Regions from separate parts of the Homo sapiens genome. Here regions 2, 3 and 4 are each linked to region 1. A link is a contact called in ENCODE Hi-C data. All regions are on one chromosome and are shown on one strand. The core of a region is the stretch at or near the end of the contact, and the rest is flanking DNA. Distances in the headings are between cores, read along the strand shown. Region 1 holds the start of ZNF468 (zinc finger protein 468). Region 2 holds the start of ZNF616 (zinc finger protein 616). Region 3 holds the start of ZNF331 (zinc finger protein 331). Region 4 holds the start of ZNF610 (zinc finger protein 610).

Region 1 (2,815 bases), core at 80-2,579:
CAGGCGGATCACTTGAAGTCAGGAGTTCGAGACCAGCCTGTCCAACATGATGAAACCCCGTCTGTACCCAAAATACAAAAATTAGCCGGGCATGGTGGGTGTGCCTGTAATGCCAGCTACTCCGGAGGCTGAGGCAGAAGAATCGCTTCAACCCAGGAGGCAGAGGCTGCAGTGAGCCGAGATGTCACCATTGTACTCCAGCCTGGGCGACAGAGAAATACTCAGTCTCAAAAAAAAAAAAAAAAAGAAGAAGAAGAAGAAAAAGAAAAAATGTAAATAAAAAGGAGAAAGTAACAGATCTCTTTTACAAATGTGCTGGGACAACTAACTGGATATCCATATGGAGAAGAGTAATGTTGTATTCCTATCTCACACAAGCAAATTTAGTTTGTTTATTTATTTTTAGAGAGGGAGTCTGGCTCTGTCGCCCAGGCTGGAGTGCAGTGGCTCGGTCTCGGCCCACTGCAAGCTCCACCTCCCATGTTCACCGCATTCTCCTGCCTCAGCCTCCTGAGTAGCTGGGACTACAGGCGCCCGCCACCACGCCCGGCTAATTTTTGTATTTTTAGTGGAGACGGGGTTTCATCGTGTAAGCCAGGATGGTCGCGATCTCCTGACCTCGTGATCCGCCCGCCTCAGCCTCCCAAAGTGCTGGGATTACAGGCGTGAGTCACCGTGCCCGGCCTAATAAAAATTTTATTTTAAAAATTTAAAAAAGAGAGAGACTGCGGGAGGGAATGTTACATTGTCGCGCAGGCTGTCCTGGACCCCCAGGCTGAGCGATCCTCCCGCCGCTGCTTCCTGAGTAGCTGGGACCTCAGGCTCCCACGCCCGCATCCCTGCTGTGTTTAAGCAGCAGGTGGTGACCTCACTCCTCCCTGGCCTGAGCACTCCGTCTGGCATCCCAGGCTGTGGCCCTAGGGATGTCTCTGAAGCTGAGCACTGGGTGGACTCTCCCTCCTGAGTGAATGGAGAATAGAAAGGGAGAAGATTTCTATACTGTCCTGTGGGCCATCAGCATGAAATCCTACGTTCCGCCCAGAAAGGGCTTTGCATTTTACATTCTAGTTTGCATCCTCCTTCCAGACTATTCCAGGGCTTTTGAATTATCCGTCTGCCTTCCTGGGGGCTCTCGCCGCCAAAACCCGGAGAACGGGTTGGGAGGAGGCTGAGAGATGCACAGGTCCCGCTCCGGCCCCGCCCTCTGCGGGTTCTAAAGGGCAAGGTCTCGCCGCTTCGCGCCCCGCCCACACCTCACCCGGGCCCCGCTCGCCTCCTCGTTGGCTCCACCCAGGCCTGGTTTCTGTCCTGCGCGCGCAGATTCGCGCAGACCAGGAAGTGGATCCCGTGGAATGACGGTCACGCCGCGGCGGGCGGTGAGTTTTGCTCTGTGTGGTGTTAAGTCTGAGCTTCCCAGGTCCCCGGCACTTCTGTACATGGGATGTGGGGTCCCCATAGACCTGGAAGTTCTCGCCTTTCTTCCTTCACTCAGAGCAAATGGAGATGTTCTACTGGGAGTCCGGAAGCCCCTTCTTTTTAGGTTTAAAGTCGCCCTGAGGCTGGTCCCGTCCCGGGTCTTTCTGCCATAGGGCAATGTATACGTTTCCTATCGCGTAGTTTTCCTGCTCAAAACCGTTTTTTGACTCCTTCCGCACGGCTCTTTTTAAAGTCCTCACCCTAGAGGTGTATTCCCACCCTGTGCGCCTCCCAGCCTTACTCTCCTGGGTTCCTGGAGCACAGCGCGGCGACCCCAGTCCCGGGAAGGCTGCGTTCTGTGGTCCTGGGATCCTGCGGATCCCACCCTTGTCCGAAGGCGTCGTCGCTCCCCACCTCCCTCCTCCTCTTGCTGGGCCCTGCTGCTCCCCAGATCTCCCCTCCGCAGTCACCGCGTCCCCTGAGCCCTCGTTGGAGAGGTGCCTGGGGCTTGTCCTGTGACGCGGGGTGTTCTTGCCCGCCCAGCTCCAGCACTTGGAAAATGCGCTTCTCCGAGATGCAGGCGTCTTACTCCAAACCCTCTTGTGATCGTGTGGGCCAAAGGGATCAGGAGACAGAGAGAGGGACTGAGAGAGCAGTAGAAAACCTGAGACAGAGAAAAGAAGAATGAGAAAGACCCATAACAGATGGCAAAGTAGAGGATGGGTGAGGGATTTGCCAAGAGACAGCAAAAGTGATAAAAGATAAGAAAGCAGGAGGAGAAAAGCAACTGGAGAAATGTAGAGAAAAGCTAGATGTACAGAGAGATGAAGGACAGCAAGGTAGGGAGAGGGGCAGAAATGTGGAGGCTCATCAGAGTGAGGGAGAGGAGGAGGGATGTGGAGCCGGGTCAGACAGAGCAGAGTGGTGCTGGTGGCAAGGAGAACAGAGGGAGAAGCACAGCGGGGAGGACACCTGGGGATCTGGGGTGCCAGATTGGGTCCAGGGGGTTATAACAGAGAAGAGAGAATTTAACAGGGAGAGCAGAGGAGGCGCATAGATGGGAGAAGAGGCAGAAATCTATGGAGATTGAGGACGATCTAAAGATTGGGGAGAAGGACCAACAGGAGGTTAAATAAGTTGCAAGGATGGAGCCCAGCTAATTTTTGTATTTCTAGTAGAGATAGGGTTTCACCATGTTGGCCAGGTTGGTCTCAAACTCCTGACCTCAGGTAATCCACCCACCTCCACCTCCCAAAGTGCTGGAATTACAGGTGTGAACCACCTCAGCTGTCCACCCATGTATTTCTTGATTGAAATAATTTGCTTATGTCTTGGTTCTACAGCTGACCCTGTTTCCCTGTTTTCAAGGTCAAGAGCTGTGTGTTTACACTGCTGCATT
Region 2 (2,815 bases), core at 110-2,609, 720 kb after region 1:
TTTCTGCTTTCATTTATCATCAAACGCCTCAGCTAACAGAAGAATGCAAGTTAGCTCCCTGCTACCTTGGCCTCCCAAAGTGTGGGGATTATAGGCGTTAGCCACTGCACCCAACCAAATCTCCTCTTCTCATGGCTCACTGCAGCCTTCACCTCCTGGGCTCAAATGATCCTCCTTCCTTACCCTTCCGAGTTGCTGGGCCCACACGTGCAGGCCACCATGTCCAGATAATTTAATTTTTTGTAGAGAGGTCTGGCTATGTTGCCCAGGATGATCTCAAATCCCTGGCCTCAAGCAATTCTGACACCTCAGCTTCCCAAGTAGCTGGGACTACAAGAGTGCATTACCAAGCCTGGCTACTTTTTGTATTTCTTGTAGAGATGGGGGTCTCACGATGCTGTCCAGGCTGGTTTTGAACTCTTGAGCTCAAGTGACCTGCCCACCTGGGCCTCCAAAACTGCTGGCCCATCTCAAAAGACTTAATCCATTTCAGTATCAACTCTCAAAAGTCTTAATCCATTCCTGTATCAGCTCTTAGGGCAGAATACCCCCTAAATATTATCTGAACCACACATGGGTGAGAATCAAGGTGTGATTCATCCTGAGGCAAAATTTCTGCCCAGCTGTGAATCTGTGAGGCCAGAGAAGTTATCTGCTTCCAAAATATAATGGTGATAAAGGCATAGGATACATCCCCCAGCCCTGGTAACCACCCTTCTAATCTGTTACTGTAAATTTGACGTTTGTACTTTGCACGTGTAAAAGCACAGGCAGTATTTGTCTTTCTGTGTCTAGCATATTTCGCTTGGCATAATGTCTTCCGGGTTCCTGGATCCAGCCACGGCTCCACATCAAATCCCCAGCGAGATCCTAGTTCCCTGACTATTGAGTAGCTTCAGCATCATCGGCAAGAGTGGATGGAGTCCACCAAGCTTGTAAAAATCGGTTTTGACTTAGTTCAACTTGTTAAGAAATCATCTTAGTTTCTAATATAAGTGGACCACAACTTTAAGCTTTAACCTTAAATTTTGAAACATTAACTTAAAATAGGCAGGCAGCAACGCTGCTTCACAGGACAAGAAGTAGTCAGAAAACCAAAGACATGCTGCCTGTGAACCAGAGTAAATAACAGGCTCTATTTCGGCCCCGCTTACCCCATGAAACCCCGCCCCATCCTCCGCCGCGGCTCCGTCCCGCCCCACCTAGCCACGCCCACTGCCGCTCCGGCCCGGCTCCACCCTCTCAGGGTCCCTCCCCGAGTCAGGCCCCTCTTTCCGACCCGCCCCTTGCTGGTCGCGGCTCGCCCAGGCCCCGCCCCCTGGCCTCCCAGTTTTTTCTCTCCGCTAGCAGTTTCCGTCACTCCCGGAAGCAGATTGCGCCAGGGAAAGGCCTTATCGCTGTGTGTGTGTTTCAGTCTACGTGGATTAAACATTACTTCGCTCCGTCTGCCTGGATTAAACGTGCACTTTGCAGTCCTCACTTCTCCGTACCAGTGATCTGGGGATCGCTACGGACCTTAAAATACCCATAGCCCCTTCGCCCCTGCAACAGGCACTTCTCCCCACGTAAGTCCGAGAATTGCTTCCCTGTCGGTTTAAAATCTCTCTCAGGCTGTTCCTTGCCCCCTGCCTTTCTGCCATGTAGATAACCATGTCGATAACCCCATTCAGGTCGTGTTCCTGCTTAAAACTCTCATTGACCCCTGCTTCGGCCCCGGGCGAAGTCAAGTCCTCCCTCGCGAGGTGGATTCCCACCAGTCGAGACCCCCGAGCTTCGCCCTTGTCGACGCCTGGAGGGGAGCGCCCGCTGCCCAGCTCCTGAAGGAGCCGCTTCTTCTCCCAGGTCCTGGGATTCTGCAGACCCTCCCTGTCCTGAGACACCGTCCCCCGCGCCACCTAGTGTCCTCCGCGCGCCACCTAGTGTCCTCCTCACGCCGGGTCCTTCCCCTCCCCAGGCTGCCCCTTCACAGCCACTGCTTTTCCTGACTCCGCGTTGCAGGAGGTCACCCGAGTCTGTCTTGTGACACCCACTGTCGTTCCTTCCCAAATTTTTACTCCACTGGAAAATGTGCTCTTCCGGGAGGTGGGCATCGTATTCCTCCCCTTTCCTCCTGAATGTGTGGGTGAGAGGGATCAGGAGAGGAAAAGAGGGGGAGCGACGGGACAGAAAGAAAAACTGGGGAGAAAAGAATGAGTACACGGCAAAATGGATGATAATTTAGGTACTGGCAAAGAGAGCAAGAGTGCAAGAGGACGCATGGAGAAAGTAGCACGGGGAGAAAAGCACATAAAGAAATTAGGGAAAAGGGAGAGCTTCAGGGAGCTGAAGGGCAGCAAAATAGAGAGGGGCGGCAAAGGAGGAGGCACTGCAGTCAGACGCGGGGGGCGGAAAAGGTAAGAGTCGGAGCCGCGGCTGACAGAGCCACGTGGTGCTGGGACTGAAGGAGAGGGGAGTGGGTAACAAAGGAGAGTAGAGGGAGAACCACAGCAAGGAGGAAGCCTAGGAAGTTGGGGGTGCTAGAGAGTGGGAACAAAGGAGATGTAACAGGGAAAAGGGAATTTAACAGGGAAGAGGGATTTTAACAGGGAGAGCAGACAGGGAGCTCAGATGGGGGAAAAGAGGCAGGAATACGTGGCGGCTGGGGACAATGGGAAAGTTTGGGGAGAAAGAGCAACAAGAGGTGAAATAAATTTCGAAGCATTGGGCAGAATAGACATAAAAGAGGGAATAAAGAAAGGGGAGAAAAACAGCAAAGGGAAAAAAGACGTGCAGAATGAGAGCGGGAAACACATAGTAGTGAAGAGAGTGGGCGAGG
Region 3 (2,815 bases), core at 107-2,606, 680 kb before region 1:
CAAAACAGCAGCACTCACTGTGCACTCCCACTCAGGGGTGCGCGTCTATGGGTTTTATGCGTGTTAATGCATTTCACCCTCCTCACAAGCCTATCTTCAGAAGGCTCAAAAAGCTAAGAGGCAGAAACAGGACTCAAATCTTGGTCATCTACCTTTAATGTTTGGTCTTAAGTCTTATAAACACATATCATTTAATATAAAAAAAAAAGGATACTCACCTGACCCTTTCAGATGTTTAACGATTCGTCTTCCTCCTCGGGGATGCTTTTTCTGAAGGATGCTGGCCTGGGGAAAACAGAACCGGAAGGGTAACACCTGCCATACCTAATAAAACCAATGAGAAATACGAGGCCCCGAGATGGAGTTTCTGGGAGATTCCTGAAGAGCACGCTGTGGCGATTGAGATGATGACGCGTGGAGCTGCCCCCCTCCCTGTCTCCCACATCAGGGACCTGTCCCTCTACAGGAGGAATTCTACTCCTGAGGCCACCGTCCCCTGTCACTCAGGTGGCCTGCATGCACAGCACTTCTGGCTCTGAAAGCGTCACCTCATGGCTGTTTCTGCCTTCTTGCTGGTGAATTTCCAGGCGAGGCTCAGGCGCTCACGTCCCTCCGCGGCCCTTGTTCTCAGGCAGGTACCGCTTGGTTAGGAGGTGAAGGCAGGGGAAGCAGCAGAGACGCTGGAGCTACAAGTTGCACTGTCACACACACCTGCATCACTCAGAAGGCCCGATCATCCATCCCAGCACAGAGACGCTGAAGCTACAGGTTGTGTTGTCACACACACCTGCGTCACCCAGAAGGCCCGATCACCCATCCCAGCACAAGTCTGCACAGCTCAGCCTCACCACAGCTCACTCTGTCCTGAGACACATCTGCGCCCCTCATACCCACTAACGCCCAGCACGGCCATGCTACGGGCCCCACCACCCCACACGGTGCAGAGGTGCATCCGTGGGCCACGGAGACCCGTCCCGACCGCTGCCCCCGCACAACCCCCAGAGCGCACCTCACGGAGCAGAGTCCCAGGGACGCACCGCCGAGGTTCACAGGCACGGGCTGCGTTGACCCAAAGCCTCTGGAGCACCCCCGGTCACCAGTTATGGGGAGAGCCCGGCTGTGTCACCCCACACTCTCCAGCAAGTGCGTCACCGTCAGAAGCCCCGTGCCCGTCTCCCCTCGGAGCCACGCGCACCAATCTCACCTGCGCGGACTGGCGGAGATGCAGCGGCTGCGTCACTGGTGCAAACGCGCACCCAGCACGGCCCCCATCGCCCCCAATGACGCTCGCGTGCACCCGTGTCACAGTTACGGGGACAGGGCCGCCGCGTCAGCCTCGTACTCCCACGCAAGTGCGTCACACACTCGGTCCCGCCACCCCCTGGAGGCCAGCGCGCATGCGCACGCGCACCCAGCGGCCGCAGCGCGCAGACAGCAGCAGAGCCCGACACGCATGTGCACACAGACCCCTACACGTATGTGCACGTACCCAGACCCCGACACGTATGTGAGCGTACACAGACCCCCGATACATAGCGTGCTCAGCTGTTGACGTGCCTGTGCGGGCACACAGACCCTGACGGGCGTGTGCGCACGCACAGATGCCGACACGCATGTGCAGACACAACAGAGCCCGACACACACGTGCGCCTGCACAGATGCTGACACGCGGACACACTGACACGTGTGCGTGCACCCCTCCCATCCCTTTCCCTCCTCCCACTCTCCCAAAGCCGCAGACGCACCCGGTAGTCCCCCAACGCTGGGGCCTCGGGAGAGGGTGAGGCTAGAAGAGGACGCGGGGCCGTCGGGGGAAACCAGAGCCCCAAGCCCCGTGTTCCAGCATGCAGCACGGCGTACTCCTGGATGGTCTCTGGGAAATGTAGTCCGGGACGGTCCCAGGCAGGGGCCTCAGGGCGCGTCCCAGGTCGGTGCCGGAGCGGGCAGCCCCAAGCTAAGCCCTTCCTGGTCCCTGCAGACGCCCCTTCCCGACTGGGAAAGGAGCTGTGTCACCCCAGCTGGGACCCCGTCTGGCCTCTTGAGTGGGGTGATGCCGGGCGAGCCATGGCTGTCCTCAGAAGGGTATCCTCTCCTAGCCCCTCTGGAGCGTCACCTGGAATTCTCTGCAGGCCGCTAGCACAGGCTGCCGGAGCTGCTATTCGGTGTCCCTTGCTTGCTGCATTGTAAACAATGTACAGGTAGCAGTTATGCCCCGTGAGTCCCGCTCTCATTCCAAGTACTAACGTCACAGGGTCTACAGGATGTTGCAGGTACTTAACCACAGTCTCATTTTGACTCAAAATCCCACTTTTTGGTATTTATGCCAAGGAAGTAGCTATAGTTGTACACAATGTTGAAGTATGTTCACAAAATGCTTTTTTTCTGAAAATCTTTTTCTCTTTTAATTAGATAGACTTTAGATTCATATGTAGTTACAAGAAATAAAATTGAGAGATCTTGTGTACCTTTCACCTGGTTACCTCAGCTGGTGATTGTAGTATATAATACCACAACCAGAAGATTAACATTGATGTAATCCACTGACGTTACCCAGAATTTCCAGAGAATAATTTTTTGTTTGTTTGTTTGTTTGTTTTGAGACGGAGTTTCGCTCTTGTTGCCCAGGCTCAAGTGCAATGGTGCGATCTCGGCTCACTGCAACCTCCGCCTCCTGGGTTCAAGGGGTTCTCCTGCGTCAGCCTCCCCAGTAGCTGGGATGACAGGCATGCGCTACCACGCCCGGCTAATTTTTTTTGTATTTTTAGAAGAGACGGGGTTTCTCTATGTTGGTCAGGCTGGACTCGAACTCCCGACC
Region 4 (2,815 bases), core at 108-2,607, 520 kb after region 1:
TTCTCCTGCTTTTTTTCACTTCATTTTTCCCATAAGAATTGGCTTATTTTTCTGCCCCTCTCCTCTCCTGCTGTTTCTCCCCCTCTTCCCTCTATTCCTTCTCTTCCATTTGTTCTGCTCCATTCTGGCAATTTGTTTTACCCCTTGTTCCTCTTTGTGTCCAATTTTTGATTGTCCCCAATTTCCATTCTGCCTGTTTCTTGCCCTCCCTATCTCTGCTTCCTCTCTGTTCTCCCTGTTAAATTTCCTCTTCCCTGCTACACTCTCTTGTCCCCACTCTCTGGCCCCCCCGGATCCCAGGCCTCCCCATGCTGTGGTTCTCCCTCTGCTCTCCTTGTCATCAGCTGCCCCCTCTTGCTGTCCCAGCACCATGCTGCTCTGTCTGCCCTGGCTCCAAATCCCTCCTCCTCTCCCCTACTCTGTCTGAGGAGCCTCCCCCTTTCTGCCCCTCTCCCAATCTTGCTTCATCTTCATCTCTCTGGAGACCCAGCTTTTCTCTACATTTCTCCAGTTACTTTTCTCCCCCTGCTACATTCTCGGCTTCATTCACTGTCTCTGTAAATCTCTCAGCTACTCTCTGCCGTCTGCTTATGGATCTCCCTCATGCTTCTTTTTCAAAATTTTTCTATTTCCTGCCACTCTTTCACCATCTTTCCCCACACATCCATAGGCAGGGGAGTACAATAAGGTGCCCACCTCCGCCAAGAGCACATTTTTAGTGGGATGGAATTTGGGACGAAGAATCCTGAATGTCCTAAGACAGAAGAAGTCACGTCCCCACACCCGGGGGTCGGGAGTAGCGATGGCTGCGAAGGGGAGGCCTGGGGAGTAGGAAGGCCCGGATCAAGGAGGAAAAGGGTGGGGCTGAATTATTAGAAGTGTGGGGTCTCAAGGGTCCCAGGACCCAGTACAGGACGCGGCCTCCCCCGCCGGGACTGGGGCTGCGGCGCTGCGCTTCAGGGGCCGGGGGCGAGGTTGGGAGGCTCCCCGGGCGGGAATCCACCTTGCGGTAAGGACTTTTAAAAGCGCGGGGCAGGACGTTGGGTCAGTAAAGAGTTTTAAGCGGAAAGGAGTCTCGAAAATCCGTGTTTACCTGGCCCAAGGCAGAACGAGCGGGGACAGGACCCGTCGCCGAGCGATTTTAACACACAGGGAAGCGAGCGCCGGACTCTCACGGAGACGCCTGAATTTACACGGGGTGGAGGGAGCGGTGCGGGGATTTCAAGGTCTGTGTTGACTCTCAGATCCCGGGTACAGAAGCGCGGGGGAGCTGGGAAGCCCAGATTGAATCTAAACAAAGGGAAACTGACGCGCTGCGGTGTGACCTTCTACCCACGCGATCCGCTTCCGGGTCTGCAAAAAACTGCGCGCGCGCAGCATAGAGAGCGGACCGGGACGGGACGGGGCGGGGCTTCCCTAGGCCACGCCTCCAGTGCCTCTGTTTTCCGGGTTTTGCTGGCAGTGAGGCTGGAGCAGCTCAGCCCTCTGCAAACTGGGATCCTGCCGGAGCAAAGCAACGTCAGTTGAGGATTAGATCCAGGAAATTTCCTGCTATTAAAATCAATTTTAAGCCGGCCGTGGTGGCAGGCACCTGTAGTCCCAGCGACTAGAGAGGCTGAGGCTGGAGGATCGCTTCAGCCCAGGAGTTCGAGTCTACACTGAGCTATCATGGCCACTGCACTCCAGCCTGGGCGTAGTGTAGACCCAGTGCTATACTCAGTGTAGACTCTGTCCTAAAATAAATAAGTAAATAAAAACTAATTTTAACAATTTAATTTAAAAGGCCTGGAATTCTGTGTGAAGGCGATGCAAGTTAAAATGTGAAATGCAAAGCCCTGCCTGGGTAGCATGTGCAATTTCATGCTGACGGCCCACAGAACATAATAGAAATCTTCTCCCTTTCCATCATCATCTCTGATCTCCAGCACGGGAGAAAGATGTAGGCTGGGAGGTTAAGCCCGTCTAGTGTTTTCACGTTCTTCTGCCTGCTTTTATTCTGACTGTGCTGGCAGCTGATTAGATTGTGCCCACCCAAATTGAGGTGGGTCTGCCTTTCCCAGTCCACTGAGTCATCTCTAGAGTGCTCATCTCTAGAGAGTTTCCGAGGGACAACGCCAAGCGCGTTGGAGGGTTAAGGCCAACCTGGGAATCCGTATTTACCTGGCCCAAGGCAGAACGAACGGGGCATCTCCGTGAGAGTCTGGCGGTCGCTTCCCTGTGTGTTAAAAACGCTACAGGCACATGCCACCATACCCATCGTTCGGCGATGGGTCCTGTCCCCGGAGGGATGTTAGGCCACCACCAACTGCTTTTTTTTCTTGAGACGGAGTCTCGCTCTGTCACCCAGGCTCACTGCAAGCTCCGCCTCCTGGGTTCACGCCATTCTCCTGCCTCAGCCTCCTGAGTAGCTGGGACCACAGGCACCCACCACCACGCCCGCCTAATTTTTTGTATTTTTAGTAGAGATGGGGTTTCACCGTGTTAGCCAGGATGGTCTCGATCTCCTGACCTCGTGATCCACACCCCCCCCCCACGCCCCGGCCCCCAAAGTGCTGGGATTACAGGGGTGAGCCACTGCACCCGGCCCAACTGTTGCTTTTAAAAAAACCAATAACTTTAAAAAATAGATGTAAATTACATTGTGTGTGTGTGTGTGTGTGTGTTTGTTTTTGAGACAGAGTCTTGCTCTGTCACCCAGGCTGGAGTGCAGTGACACGGTTTCAGCTCACTGTAGCCTCTGCCTCCCCGGTTCAAGCGACTCTCCAGCCTCAGCCTCCCAAGTAGCTGGGGCTACAGGCTTGCACCACAGTGCTTG

Evidence for each region. A loop is a pair of places that touch in the nucleus more often than their neighbours do. Pooled maps may share reads with other maps.
Region 2: a pooled map shows a loop between it and region 1 (7-fold over the local background). The contact joins the promoter of ZNF616 here to the promoter of ZNF468 in region 1. A Hi-C loop is called at or near these places in 6 of 50 pooled maps.
Region 3: a pooled map shows a loop between it and region 1 (5-fold over the local background). The contact joins the promoter of ZNF331 here to the promoter of ZNF468 in region 1. A Hi-C loop is called at or near these places in 7 of 50 pooled maps.
Region 4: a loop to region 1 is called in a pooled map, with 6 times the contacts of the local background. The contact joins the promoter of ZNF610 here to the promoter of ZNF468 in region 1. A Hi-C loop is called at or near these places in 4 of 50 pooled maps.

The regions. Positions count from the first base shown.
Region 1 is chr19:52,856,133-52,858,947 of GRCh38, reverse strand. It overlaps ZNF468 (zinc finger protein 468), which reads left to right and starts at 1,329. Exons shown (of 4, transcript NM_001008801.2): 1 at 1,329-1,376. RefSeq lists an enhancer at 1,651-1,730.
Region 2 is chr19:52,138,482-52,141,296 of GRCh38, reverse strand. ZNF616 (zinc finger protein 616) reads left to right here and starts at 1,359. Exons shown (of 4, transcript NM_178523.5): 1 at 1,359-1,565. RefSeq lists silencers at 1,064-1,113, 1,124-1,403 and an enhancer at 1,524-1,763.
Region 3 is chr19:53,536,686-53,539,500 of GRCh38, reverse strand. It overlaps ZNF331 (zinc finger protein 331), which reads right to left and starts at 1,356. Exons shown (of 6, transcript NM_001079906.2): 1 at 1,205-1,356; 2 at 219-285. RefSeq lists enhancers at 1,277-1,326, 1,112-1,628.
Region 4 is chr19:52,334,785-52,337,599 of GRCh38, reverse strand. ZNF610 (zinc finger protein 610) reads right to left here and starts at 1,357. Exons shown (of 6, transcript NM_001161425.2): 1 at 1,094-1,357.